Linked DNA regions of Homo sapiens: all the other regions are linked to region 3. Evidence: chromatin loops called from intact Hi-C (ENCODE). Cell type or tissue: Caco-2. All regions are shown on one strand.

Region 1 (5,000 bases), 100 kb after region 3:
CTCCAGATTGTAGTCTTTTTTTTGAGATGGAGTCTTGCTCTGTCGCCCAGGCTGGAGTGCAGTGGCATGATCTCAGCTCACTGCAACCTCCACCTCCTGGGTTCAAGCAATTCTCCTGCCTCAGACTCCTACAAGTAGCTGGGATTACAGGTGCCTGCCACCAAGCCCAGTTAATTTTTGTATTTTTAGTAGAGACGGGGTTTCACCATGTTGGCCAAGCTGGTCTCAAACTCCTGAACTCAGGTGATCTACCCACCTTGGCCTCCCAAGGTGCTGGGATTACAGGCATGAGCCCCTGCACCCAGCCGTAGTCTTGATTTTATTATCCACCCAACCCCTGACAAGGTGGGCATAAGCTTTGCATACCACCAGGTCAGTATAATTAATGGCCAGACCCAACAGGCTAGAGCCAAAAGCATCCTTACAGACCACAGCCCGTGCTGCACTCCAGGGGCTCTGGGTGTGCTGTGCTCCTTGGGAACAATGCCCTGGAGCGGGGTCACACCACGGAAGCCTCCAATGCCACGGACATGGCCTGCTGGCCTTGTTAGCTGCTGATCTCTGACAATGGGCTCTCCCTCCAGATGAAGAGACATTTTCTATGACCTTGAAATGTGTCCTGAAAGGATGAGAATCAGTCATGAATGAACAGATTTAGCCATTGTTCTATACCTGGCATAAAGGTGACAGGGTGGATAAACTCAAATGACTCCCAGGACCAGAAAGTTAACACATGTGTGAGCTCTGGTGAACTAGAGACACACCCAGCTGAAGGCCTTCAAACGCAAGTTTAGAAAATGTGCTAGCCAAACAAAAGACAGCTGAAGACCAGGTTCGGCCTCCTGGCATCCAGTCTGTGATCCCTGGACTAGGAAAAAAAAAATAGGAAAAGCAAGAGATGAGAATAAACAAAGGCAAAGTGTTTTATTCTTCTACTGACTAGCAGCCACATCCTCTCTCTGCTCTGAAGTGTCTTCCAGACTTTGAAAAATGATCCCCATCAAAGGAACATGTTTCCAGGATGTTTTTCTAGGAATCAGAATGCCCTCCACCAGCCAGCCCCTCTCTCTTCTAAGCTCCTTTGGGACCAGAGACGTCTTATGAAATGTCTAGCCGACATTAGAAGGAAATCTGCCGCCGCAGCCTGGAGGGTTTTCTTCTATTGAAACTAGTTGGCATCGGCCATAACAAAAACCGCATGAGTTTGGAGTTATTTACTTGGTGTTGTAACGGCAGCGTGGACCAGCCCAGTCTTCTGGTATTCTGTCCTGATGCCTGGCAAAGACGGAAATGAGGAGACACACGATGACCGCGTCCCAAGTGGTGTTCTGTGTCTGTGCCTGCTAAAGGCGCTAACAAAGAAGCCAGCCTTTGCCTCACACCATCATCACCGGTCCCCTCTGAGATGTAGGGCACAGGGTGAGGGGATGATGAGTTAGGTATCAATCACATCCAATTAGGTTGGAAGTAAATGGGGCCCTAAGCACAGGGTGCACCCAGCTGGAATGATTCCTGCAGCTGCTCCCAGCAAAGATATTGCTCTTCCATAGAGACTCCTAACAGGCTTATGGCGGCAGGTCAGGGCAGGGTGCGGGGAGAGGGGGCAGGTGGGAGAAGTAGCAACAGGGGTTGGAGGCCAGGAAGGGAAGGGAGCGGACTGTCAGGCCTTAGGGACTTGGATCACATGTGAGTTCCATATGGTCTGGTCCAGTAAAAATCATTAAAACAATGGTTGTGAGGATTTGGGATCTAATTAAATAATAGATTATAGTTAATTGATTTACTAATGTTTTCTTCTGATGTCAATCAAAGGCATCTTTTCTGTTTCTTTTCCTTGTATTTTTGAAAAGTAGGAAAACTCCAAGGACAGGGGAACAAGAAGGAGGATAGTTCCCTCGTGTGTGCATTTGAGATTCAGTTTGAGAATCTGTTAGAAAACACTGGGAAACTGAAAGCTACGAGGAGGGAGGGAAAGGGCAGATGGAATCAGTCGGTAAATATCTAACGCCACGAGCTCCCTCGTGCCTCCCACACCATCATCCGGCTGCCCTGGCTCCCAGAACCCTGGTGGGCACAGTTGGAAACCACCGTGGCACCTGCCAGGTCACCAGCCCACCAGACGCCCCCCATCCCACCATGGCTCCTGCACCTCTGCCCCAGACCCTGGCAGACACTCAGTGTCCCCCTGGTCCCCTGAGGGGGTGGCTGCCTGACCAACAGCCTGCACTTTCCCAAGGTTGCCCTTCATGGCCACCCACGGGAGCTACAGCCTCCATAGTACACAGCACAAGTTAAGTATGTTGAATATCACCCCCAGGAAAAGGGCTAAAATAGGAATGAGTTGGCCTAAGGAGACTTCATAATAGAAACATAAAAAGGCCACGGTTAATAAATGTATATGGAGACTATTGGGGGGAAATGTAAGAATTGACATGAAATTGATGTGATTGGAAAGGCATCAGCTACAAAAAAGCCAGAGAAGAGACAAATATTTTCTTGATCAGATAAAGGGTGAGATTGATAAAGTTTAGATGATATGAGCTACCTTAGCCCAGAAATGCCTATCAGTCCAACCTTGAGACAACTTCCCAGCATTTTTGTGGCTTAAAAACAACAAAGAGAGATAATCTCATTTCACTCAGCACCTCGAAAGAACTCTCTGGTGACATGGTAATATGAAACTCACAAATCAAATGCCTCGGGGTAAGTCAGCCTCCTTCACTTTACTGACAAAGTTCTATCATCTGTAAGAGGAAGAAGAATTTCTAACCTGAGTCAACCAATTTAAAATCAGTGATCAGTGGGCTGGTCTGTGTGCTTGAGGATGGCACATAATTTTTTTCTTGTTTGGCAGTATACAAGGACACAAAAAAGTTCCAGGGGAGGTAAGGTTGTCCTGTTAAACCATAAGATTGATGCAAGAAAGACCACAGTAGCGAGCCAAAGTCTCCAGAAAAAGACAGAATGACTCCCAAATCTATAAGACTGAACTGAACGTATGAACAGATGAAGCTAGATCATGCCATCAGAAAAGAAGTTGGCACATTTCAAGTTCATCAGAGCTCGTGGGCCCTATATCCCATATTTGGCCATGATTCTTCAGTCTCTTACAACTTGAGGCTGTTAAACCATCTAATTAGTGCACCTCGTTCCGATTCCAAGCTCCTCACCAAACAATCTTCTATTGACAATTGGCATGAAGATTGTTCTATAGGAAGAGATAGGTGAGAGCCATTACAATGTATTTTATCTGCATGATAGTTGCATTTTTCAATATCTGATTTGATCCACAAGCATATACATTTGTTTAGAGCAAATTTTCTCAAGCATTGGATCTGCTGTCATGATCCTGGCTGGATCAGGCTTTGAACCATAAAGCTAGGGGTAAACCCTTGACCTTGAGGAGACCTTCAATACCATTATCATTGGAGTCAGGGAGCTTCCCTGGATACAACTCACTCTAGACCTTCAACTCACATCTGTAACTCCCACTTGAGTTCTTTGTTTTCTAGACGTGTGTTGTGTGTTGGGCTGCTTTGAGCCTCATCTCCCTAGGTGATTTTCCTAGGGACAAACAGCTTGCACCATGACTCCGGACACTAAGCCTCACTGGGGGTCTCTGTAGCTCTTCATGACTGCTCAGGATCCCGTTAATAACCAGATCCTGCTGCCTGCCAGTGTCTGCCACGTTCCTGTGTCAAGAGGACATACTTTGTAAGATGTCTACCTACGGGTTATTTTTTTCTCTTTGGTCAGTCACCCGGTCACTCTGAAGATTAAACGCATAACCCAGGTTTCTGCACCCCCAGCTGTGGTCAACTGAGTGAAAACAACTCTAGTGCAGATGCCTTGAATATCCCTGACTTCCAACCATCTTATATGGGGCAGAGTCCCAGACAGACAGTGATGGCCTCCAAAGTTAACAGAGTGTTGTCAGCCCCTTTTTCTCTCCAATCAGGCTCTTACGTGCTCACCTGGATGGCAAGTTATCCAGGGATGTGAACAAGTGCTTTCTTTCAGCCTACTACTCATGTCAGTATCCCCAGTGCTTAAGAGGGTGCCTGGTACATAGCAGGGGCTCAGTAAGTGATTTGGAGTGAGTGAATGAATGAATGCAGGCAGTGTTTCTTTACCTTGCCTCTGCCTCAAAGTCATTCACAAGCACAACATGTCCTGGGAGTAACAGCTCTCATGACACAAAGGGATTCTCAGTGGTATGGGAGGGAGAGAGGAAGTCAGTTGCAAATCAAAATATCTAGGGCCTTAAGTTTAATAACCCTCTCCCCCTCCCCCAACACACACACATGCACACATCGCAGGAGATCCTAAAATGGCCACACTGACCCTTTGGAAAGAGACTAAAAGGAAACACTTGTTGGCTTCCTCCATAGAGGCATCCCGCCCACCTTGAACAAAACCAGGCAGAGCCTGGGGAGCAACCAGAGAAGGAGCGTGCCGACTCTCCAAGGCTCTGCTCCTTCTCATCCACCCACACGCAAGGAGCCTCACTCACTCACGGCACCGGGTGTTTGCCATTTCCTGTATGGAAAATGGTTACTGTAATTTTGTTTTCAAAGAAATAAGCCTCCCAGTCAAACACGCCATGCCAAAGGAGAAGCCAGGCTCGCGAGAGCCCACTACAGGGCTCTGCATGGAGCGGCATTTCCTTCTTGCCAGAGACAGTGCCTGTCTGCTCCTCCTCCTTGTGGTAGAAGCCCACAGCTGCCCGGCCTTGGGAATCCAGGCTGAGCCCCCAGGTTACTCCCACTACGGCTCTAGGGACATGGAGGTACACTGAGAGCCTTTGGGGTCCCAAAAGATGGAGACAAAAGAAGGTCAATTTTGAAGTGAAATTCCCTGGAAAGGAATCCAAGAGGAGGCTCCAGGAGCTCTGCCCCCTAGGTACAGTGAATACCTAGAGCAAGGAACTGTCAAATGCCAAATCAGGACCAAGGACCCACTGGCCTATGTCCCCACTGTCCTTAATCTCCAGCCTCTGG
Region 2 (5,000 bases), 130 kb after region 3:
TTCTTTTCCACTATAAGTTATCTATTGCCGCAACATTGTTCCATAACAGACAACCACAAAACCTCAGTGGAACACAACAATAAAGATGTATGTTTGCTCATGAGCCTGTGGATTGGCTGGGTTATCCTATTGATCTGAGCAGGCTCACACTCACATGTCTGGCAGGTCAGCTAGGGGTCAGCTGGTCTAAGACTACCTCAAGCTAGAATGACTCAGCTCTGTTCCATATGATCCCTCATCCTCCAGGAGGATAGCCCAGGCTTGTTCTCATAAGGTGGCAGGAGTTGATGACAAAGAGAGAAGCAAACAAGCCCAAATTTGTATCCAGTTTGCTCTTGTCCCATTGACCACAGTAAGTCCCAGAGTCAGAGTAGGCAGGGACCGCAAGGTTACAGGGCAAAAGGCATAGGTATAGAGAGACCATTGGTGTGGGATATGAATGACATCAATTTGTCACAGTGCCTGAAAGAGAAAAGATTGAAATTCCAAGAACAGATCAAAGCCTAGGACTGAGGAAGGAACTCTCCAAGGTAGAATTAGGAAAGTAAGAACAGAATTAGTCTCCAGAGAAGTGAACCTTTGGTTTCAAAAGAAATGGTGAGTCACAGACTGGCCCCATGGCTTATTCTGACCTTTTCTACTCCTGTGAGTGCTGTGATTTTGGGCAATGAATGGCTGAAAGCCCTGGCTTTTTTGCTCTCCACGGCAAGCAATCACAAATACTTTTGTTTTCCCTACCAACGAGATCTTTCCCTTCTGCATTCAAATATGATCTGCTCACCTTAAATAAACTCTCACTTGACTTCTTGGGCCTCTCCAGCTCTAGAAATACTTAAAACGTAAGGAAGAAAAAGAATAGATGGGAAGCAAGAAATCCTGGTGTCGTAACATGATCGTTCCCTTGAAGTTAGCACAGTGAGATTTCAGCTGGGGGCAGGAGGACTTGATCAGGACCAGCCGGGATGAGGTGAGGCAGGATCAACCTACCCATGTCATTGGCAAAGTCTGCAAAGGCTAGACTATGAGGCCATCATGTTTCTTGTTCCTCCTGGCTCTGAAATGTGGACTAATCTAACATGCACAGGATGTCTGCAGCCTCCTCACAACTTAACAAAGAGACAGGAGGGCTAGTTCACAAAACCCCCAAGAGTCCACTTCCCAAGACGGTTCCTACTGAATGGAGGGTGCGGTGCTGAGAGCAGAGTTGGGAGGTTTAGGAAGGGCTCTTCATTTCTCAGCGAGGCAGAGAAACAACCTGGAGTGCAATCACCCGGAGCAAAGGACTTGGGGAACAGCACGATAAATGTCCAGGTGCCAAGAATAGTTGGCAACAAGGACAGCAGGAGCCAAGCACGTGGAAGTGGTCTCCCGGGCACACTGCCAGAGCAGGGCTGCACTCAGAAACAGGACAAAGAGCCTGAGGGACCACAATCAGCGGAAAACCCAGCAGACAATACCAGAGGTGATGGCTGGAGGGACCTCTAGCCAGGCCATAGGGCAAGTGGCCTCTAAGACCATTGTTCCAGTCTGGGTTAGAGGGTGAAAGCTGGCATCTGTGACCAAAATGGGCCAAAGGAAAAGGCTAGGCTTTGAGCTGGGGCACTCAGATATGGTGAACTGCCAGAGAAGATGGGTATTCCAGAGCCAGCAAGTTAGCCAGGGCTGGGAGAAGACAGGGCACCTAAAGTAGATTGGTCAGTGCCTGAATCTGTGCCAAGTTGGAAGAGGGACAGGGACTGTGTCTGTAATTTACAGAACTGGTGATGTATAGCAAACGACCTGTAGGGATGAGGGGCACGGCGGGGCGGGGGTTAGGGGAGAGGCGGCCCGTGAATTCAGATGCAGGGTCCTACAGAGGAATTTGGACACCCAGCTTTGTCTCCCATTGGGAGACTAAGGACTCTTTGGCCACTTATGTGAACACAGAGATCAGTTCTAATTTCCTCTCTGTCTGTGAACAGAAGACTCACCAGCAACGGGGTTTGCAGTTGGCTTAGTCTTTTCTCCTACCCTTCCCCTCCCCAGGAATGGAAATAATTAGTGTTAACTCGTATATTCACAGAAATGCATTTATAAGGCATCAAGCCAATGATTTTGACCTTAATATTGCTCAGCTCACACCAATTGCACCAATGCGATCGATCACAACATGCAAAGAGAGTTCAGGGGTTAGCAAGTGTTCCAATTGTCTTCTCCTAAGAAGAGAGCGCCATCTTGTGTACAAACACTGAGTTCAGGATATGCTGAACCATTTTTTTGAGTTTTAGTTCACCAGAACTGAATCTGTGACCTCGTGTTTACTTTCCAGAGTTTCCTGAAACGTTGCATTATGAGAAACATGAAGATGTCCCTGAGCGTGTTAAGCTGTTGCCAGCCACGATTGTTATACTAAAGATGTACCTGGTCCGCGGAGGACATCTTTCAGCCTAGTTTTTGAAGACCTGTTACTTCTCTTCCTCAATTTTGAGTTTAATAGATGCAGAAAGACTTCCTACCTGAAATTCCACCTTTAAAGCATGTCTATGAAACAAAGGTTTTCTACCAGCTCTTCCATCCAAGTTTGAAACCTCCTGCTGAGCTTTTCTTCCCAATGTGTGGGGCCAGCCACGGTGTTGCTACCCGGGAGGGAGTGGTCTCGATGGGTAGCATTTGCTGATTTCCCTGATGCAAACTCTCGCATGGTGGCTGATTTCAAGGACTAGCGAGACCTCATTGCTGAAGAGCTGGGAAAAGCTGCCCCCGTCAGCTCTCCACAGCCAGTACAAGCTGGCTCCCGCCTACGCAGGAGACCCACGGATTATGCCCATCTTTGGGAAATGGCTCAGTTCATTGCTCAGAGATAAGGAACTGCTCAAAAGAGAGAGAATGCTGATAGGAACAGGCCAGATGTGGGGACGCAAAGACATATAATGTACCAGACAATGCCAGGAGGGTGGATATGAAGCAAAGAAAAGACATCTTCTCAAAATAAATAAATAAAAAGACATCTTCTCTCCCTTTTACAAAGACACAAAATCCCAGAGTCTTGAATGCTGTGTCCCAGAAGGGTCCATTTTCAATGGCACAATAATACATGGAAGAGGCTTAAAACTGTGCCTAACATTTCGTGCTCTATACGTTGTCTTAGTTGTTGTTAAAACTCAACTTTCTGGGATGCCTCAACTGGCCACGTATCTTGATAAATTCATTATTTTCTTCAATTATGCTGTAAGAAGAATACTTGTATCTTCTTCAGCCTCCAACAGACATTCCTTCACCATCTACGGAAAGACCCTGAATATTTTCACTGGAAAAGGGCCAGTAGTGAAATTGGCAAACACTCCTTCAACCAGGACAATGCTTCTGGGGAAATGACATTTATTGAGCACCTACTACATGCCAGGCAACTACAAAAGATCTCATTTCACCCTCACAGCAACTCTGTAAAGGAGGCGCTATTGCTGTCCTTTTATAAATAAGGAAACTGGGGCTCTGAGATGTTAAGGGAGTTGTCTAGGACTATATGGTGAGATAGTAACATAGCTGGGGTGACTCAAATCAGAATCTCTCAGGCTCAAAGCACGTTCCTCTCTCTATGTGTCCACACTGCCCTTGATTGAGAGAAGGCAGAGCTCAAAGGTGGCATTTTCATCAGGTTGTGAATCCACTTTCATGTCATATCACTGTGTGAATGGGACTCCCGCATTTGCACAGTGTACAGCCTGTGAACCCTTACCTTACATGGCTGTGTGCATATTTCTTGCCCCTCTTCTCTGTTACCTATACCCCATGGCCATTTTCTCTTCCCCAGACTACACCCCAATGCAGAAACAAAGGTCCAAAGAAAACACTCACTTCCACTTCAGTGAAACACAAATACTTTTCTCCTCAGAGGGTTGAGGAAGGAGAGAGAAAAGATGGTGGCCACTGAAAACAGGAGTGGAGGATGGTCTGGATTCCAGAAGGATGAGGAGCACCCTAAGCAGAAGAAAGAAGGTTCCTCTGTCAGAGAAGTCCAGCAAGGAGGGTGAGCTGCCCCCACAGAAGCCTCTGCCAAGTTCTCCTGTAGACAACGTCCCGGACACGTGTACGTCCCCCTAACCTTCGGGTCAGGAACCTGGGTAAGGGACCGCGAAGGAAAGCTGAGTCCCTGACTGAGTGATAACTGAGCGGAAATCAGTGGGGACATTTCCCTGTGGGCAGCAACAAGTAGTGATGGGGTTCCATGCTGTCCCTGGCCACAGGGAGATGTGCTGTGGGTAAACTACGTACCATAAAGGCAGTACAAGCGGTCCTGGGGATGAAAAAATACCATCTGAAATAGCTGCCACCAAAATTCCTCTTTGAGAGGAAACTCCTTTGTTGGAAGGGTTACTTGGGAAGTACTAGGGTTAAATAGTGAGCCCTTGAGGGGCATGGGTGTGGTGGGCACAAGGTCTGTGAGGAGAGCATGGCCTGGGCTTCCCGTGGTTGGTATGGAGGCAGGGTGGATGGGTGGGAGGAAAGAGGTGAAAAGAAAGACAGGAAGGTGAAGGGGGGTGTCAGCGAGGTAACGGGAAGCTGCCTAGAGAGGCGGAATGCCCCTCTCTGCAAGGAAACATACTCAACCCCCGGCTGTGACTGGGGTGAATGGGACTTTCTGGCGACTTCAGAAGCAGCTGTGGTCACATCTGGGTGGCTGTGATGTGGGACAGAGACTACCTGCAAAGACTTGGGGTCCTGGAGGCTGCAGTGACCCTGACTACATCAGCCCCTCTCTATCCCCAGAGTGGGAAGAAACTGTAGGTTCAAGCCAAGTTTAGCTATTTACTGTGACCTTGGTAGGTCCCTGCTGATAGCTGGCTTATGTAAAATTCAGACAATGAGCAGAGAAAACATAAATTCCAGCACAGGCGAATTTGGAAAATGCTGTATAGAGCAAATCGTGTTGACTTAGCATTTGTGCTTAGCCGAGAAGGTGCTGCCCTGCACGTGCTCAGAGCCCCTCTCCCATTTCACCAACTAGACAAGCCACTCCGCCA
Region 3 (5,000 bases):
GTAAAAGAGCAGAATTAGAATGTTCTAACACAAAGAAATGATAAGGGCCCTGATTTGATCATTACATATTGTATGCCTGTATCAAAACATCACATACCCCATCTATATATATAACTGTTATGTACCCATAATAATTAAGAATTAAAATTTTAAAAAGCAAGAGGGGACAAATGATTCCCCAAGATGAAATTAGGGTGCTGCCATCAAATGGAGGGAAATAAACTCTGAGAGCTAAAAAGCAACAGAAGTTCACTATAATATGTAACTGTTAATGCAGAATTATAGTTGATAATGCTAGTCATAAAAGTAGCCATCAAAATGAATAAGAAATAACTTTTTTGAATACAGTTATCCCTTAACCATTGTGGCGGGACTCACAGCACTGAAGTTCTCACGCACTGACGTCTCTCCCACTTGACCCTGAATTCCATGTCTTCCATGAAGCAGTTAAATTCATTTAGAAAATGAGGAAATAGAGACTTTTATAATAATACTGAGGAGGACTTTGTGATCATTTAACACTTCCTAAAATGTCATCTCCTCCCTGGTTTACCTAATCAGCCTGTACTTCCTTGTCAAGACTCAGCTCAGGCATTTTACCTCATCCCGGAAGACTTTCTCCCTTAAAACGCCCTCCTGCCACATCCTGTTCTGATTATGGGCCACTCATCCCTGTTACTGTTCTCTTCCCATAGTGTTGTGTTGGCTGAGTTGTCTGACTCTCATACCAGCCAGACTGGCAGACTCTTGTCTTATTTTTCTTTGATTCTCCAGTCCTTTACACAGTATGCGCATATTAAACATTCAGTAAATATTTGTTGAGTGAATGGGTGGATTTGCCAGAGAAGAGGATAAGGCATCCCATCTAGAGCCCGCATGGATAAAGGCATGAAACACAGCAGGAACTGGTGAGAAATTCTGTAGGATTAGAGCATGGAGCGGTTAACTGGAGAAGAGACTGGTAAAGCTGACCAGCGTTAGCCTCTAAAGGACCATATGTGCCAAGTTTAAACAATTCTGTAGGTGTCAGGAACAAGCAGAAGAATGTGTGAGATTTGGCAAGGGGAGTGGGTCAGGACTCTAGAGAATGTGTGGTGAATAAATACTGGCTGGAGCTAGAGCTGGTAAACAGAACCCTCAGATGGTAGGATGTTGTCTCTGGGAGTTAAGAATCAGACCTGGTTTGGGAGCAGATTAACCTACCATGCACCTAGGCACTTTTCCAAGTGCTGGAGTACAGTGGTGAATTACTGCTCCCATGGAGCTTTCATCCAGAAAGGGTAGACAGATGAAACAACATACAGGCACAAAAGGGCACATACACACTCTCAAAACCAGAATGCCGCGTTGCAGATAAAATGTTCCAAGGCAGCACTCTCCAAGTTAAGCGTTCAGAGCAGTCTGGTGTCTGCACTGAATATTTCCCTACAATATCGCAGGGAACCTTCTTATAGTCCGCATCTCAGGCATTTACTGCGAAGTTTTTACAAGTAAAATGACGAATACAGTATTTGTTCTTGATGTATATAATACTGAATGCACTCTACAAAAAGTGTTTCAAATAAGAAAAAAATAATTTGTCACAGGAATACTTTAGCAAAGTGATTTACTTTTTCCCCGTTTCATACTGCACATAGGGATATTATTTTTAAAGCCTAATTAGATAAATATATCTAACTTGCTCAACGTGCTCTTCCTAATCATCTCATCCATGATAGTATAAATAAAAGCCAGTGATTGCCTGGGTTACAATTCTTAGTGCCTGAAAAATAATGTGGCATTTTTATAATTAATCCATAATGTTGCCAACTTGTTTGTTTTTCTGCAGTAGAATAGACTCCACTAGTAAAGGAATTTTTAATTCTTGATGTAAACATTAACCTGTGCCATGTGAGCTAGTCTTACATTCCCTTCCCCCAGTTGTGGGCTCATTTAATGAGCCCTTTCCTCTCTTTTCCAGGGTGCTGATAAGACTGTGAAAGGCCCAGATGGACTGACCGCCTTTGAAGCCACTGACAACCAGGCAATCAAAGCTCTTCTCCAGTGATGGATGGATGGACTGATAACTCCGGAAGAATGACTCTCCTGTGGCCTCACACTGCTGCCTGTCTGTCTGTCACTCTCTATCTGCCAGCTTCTTCAGCTAAATACTTTAAGAGGGGTGAGGGGAGAGAGAAATTCATAACAAATCCGACTACCAGAAAAAAAAAATTGTTTTGGAGGAGGGGCAAAAGGAACCATGATCAGGCTTTTACTGGGATTCCTGATCAAGTAAGCCTCTTCCCTTTCTAATAAAATATACACCTTATACCCAAGGGAGAGCAAAGACAAAATACACCAGTAACATTTGACCTTTTCAGCTCCCTAGCTAATTTATTAGATTGTGTTGAAGGTCTGATTCTACAAAGGCCAACTCTACATATTTGGTAGCCCTAACTGTCTGAGCAGTAGTGGCTGCTGTGATGTAAACTTAGGGTGCTGAGATAAGCAATTAGCTCTAGCCTTCTGCCTTAAGAATGCACTCTACTGGGGATTTCCTGGCATAGTTAAGAGCGCTGCCTATAAGGTTGGTGACCAAATCTTTCCTCGGTGACTTTAAGCTTTATGTGAAAGCTTAGTTAAGGTGAGGAGGGGCACACTCCTAAATTGCTGGATGACTGAACTTTGGATTTTCTCTCCCCTTTCACATGGATTTCATGTCTCTTTAGATAAAACTGACTAGTTTTATTTATAAAATCTTAAGTTTTGGAAGTCTAAAGGAGAAACCATTCCAGTATGCATATTTTTTTCTCCTCTAGATTCATACATTTATATAGCATTGAAACACTTTCAAACTCCTGCTGGTAGTAAAAGGGGATTTAAAAATAGAATCATAGCCATAAGCCTGTTAGTATCATATGAAGAGAGAACAGTTATCTTAGTACCTATGGATTTTCTTTATTTGCTGTTTGAATGGATTGACCTTGGTTATGTGTTGAGAATTAAGGAACATTCTTTGAAATGCCTCTCTCAGACCCATCTTGGAGGCTGATTACTTACTGCACCAAAGCTATCACTGGGGTGAGATTTACTGTTTGGACAAATTTAGCCCCATCCCTTCAAAAATACACTTGTAACCAGGTTTCCCAGAGTTGTTGATAGGCTTCTGCTGAACATATGCCAACCCACCTGCATAATATATTTTTGTTGCTTTTATAAATCATGCATTACATAAAGTGTGACAACTTCAAAATGTATTCTCTGTTCTTGGAATACAGTGCCCTAAAATGGTGTTCTTATGACCTGCAGAAAATATTTACACATATTTCCAAATATTTATTTCATGAGCAGTACAGCTAATTAAAATATATAAGCTTAAATTTTATATCTTACATTTAAAATATTAAGATTCCTTTGACTTGCCATCCATATAAGCTTGCTAAAAATATTAAGACCAAGTCATGCAATAATTGAATGTACCTCAAATTTTTAGGGGAGGGTGGGTTAGGGACTGATACTCAGATTGTGGATAATAATTGAATTGGTTTTTAAAGGCAACATAGCATTCTACAGCAGGGTTAATCTATTATCAAGAACAGTCACCCTGGTTAATAACAAGTTTTACTGATCAGTTGCTGGTTGGTTGGTTGGTTGGCATGTGGGTGTGTGGGTGTATAGGTGTGTGTGGGTGTGTGTGTGTATTTTTCCCCATGAGTCCTTTTTTTAATCCTGTGGCTTTTTCACTTACAACTAGCCTAACCCTGTAATTTTCCTACATCCAAGAAAACAATCACAAAGTAGTGGTTTAAATACTTTGTTGTATTTGGCTAATTTTGCTGTCTTAATGCAGCCTATTAAGAGTTGGGTTAAAAATCAGTAATCAGTACTTTATTACATCACTGAACTAAAATATGGAGACATCCTCATTGAAAATGGAGGGCACTCTATCAGTCTATAACTATCAACGTAGTGCAACAGGGTGTTTTGATACCTTTGTTTTCACCTCTTGACATAATGCTATTTAAAGGCTTGAATTTTTCCCTTTATATAATTTTCACCTTTACTTTCAAAGTGTTTTGTTGTAGTTGGCTATTGCAGAGAGTGCATTGTCCTATCATTCCTAAACCTGGTCTGCTTTCTACATTCATGGTATGGAAACCATGTGATTCTTTGTACAGTTTATCCTGATGTTGCTTGTAATGCAGTAGAGGCTATTTCGCCTTCGCTTTTCTTTCTCGACCTTTTTGTAAACCCTATAATTATGAAGCGATTGCTTGAGAAAATAACATATAAACATAGAATAGAATAGACTGACCAAGATGGTTCACAGTTTCTTTTTTTAACTAGGTTATTTATAATGTATTTCTGAACCACTTGGCAGACAAATTCACAACACTTAATGTTCATATTTTGAGTAAAGGAAGCTAAAACCATGTTTGCTTTCTGGTACTACATGCATTAGCGAAAGGTTAAGTAAGTTTTGTTCTCCACTGAAGTAATACTTAACATCTCAGAAAAAATTTTGCATGTTCTGTAGTTTTGTATTAAATCAGTCATTTCATATGCACTATATCAAGTACAAACAGGTAGTTTACCTGTTTATAGTAGTGTACTAACAAAGTCTCCCTTGCAGCTTCAGACTGTTATCTATAGGCTTATCGTTCAAATACAGCACTTGAATATCCCAAGTAGTTCTTCTACGCATAGCTCACCTTTCTAAACCCAGTTAAGCATGGAAGAGAGGTAGTAGGTAGGTGCAGTGTGTGGAAGCTGCAAACAAGTAGGCCTTTTATTCATTGATATCTTTTCCCAAGTACTGGATTTTAAATCTGTATGTATCTGTTTGATTTTTTTTTCTAATATTTCAGTTGAGCTGCTGTTTTCTTCCATGCAATATTGTATACTCAATTGTGTATAGAAGAAGCTGGTGAGAGTGCCCTCCTACATAAATAAGCAATTGCAGTGTTTTGCATGCAAAATATAAAAAATTTAAATTGTCCTGATTCTATTTTGTAAATGGA

The links. Peaks named below come from ENCODE experiments on the same cell type or tissue, not always from the same donor. Only the 100,000 strongest peaks of a DNase experiment are listed, where the experiment ranks them.
Region 1: it touches region 3 in a loop (2.3-fold over the local background); 3 of 110 quality-filtered maps call a loop at or near these places.
Region 2: it touches region 3 in a loop (5-fold over the local background); 7 of 110 quality-filtered maps call a loop at or near these places.

The regions. Positions count from the first base shown.
Region 1 is chr7:135,825,271-135,830,270 of GRCh38, reverse strand. No RefSeq gene overlaps it. Among named protein-coding and RNA genes, the nearest start is that of FAM180A, 79 kb to the right of the region's middle. In Caco-2, no CTCF peak of the experiment used is centred here; no DNase peak of the experiment used is centred here.
Region 2 is chr7:135,798,474-135,803,473 of GRCh38, reverse strand. No RefSeq gene overlaps it. Among named protein-coding and RNA genes, the nearest start is that of FAM180A, 52 kb to the right of the region's middle. RefSeq lists a silencer at 4,180-4,400. In Caco-2, a CTCF peak has its summit at 2,226 (motif pointing left); no DNase peak of the experiment used is centred here.
Region 3 is chr7:135,926,973-135,931,972 of GRCh38, reverse strand. It overlaps MTPN (myotrophin), which reads left to right. Exons shown (of 4, transcript NM_145808.4): 4 at 1,961-5,000. The coding sequence ends at 2,047. Among named protein-coding and RNA genes, the nearest start is that of MTPN, 48 kb to the left of the region's middle. In Caco-2, no CTCF peak of the experiment used is centred here; DNase peaks (open chromatin) are centred at 2,022 and 2,472.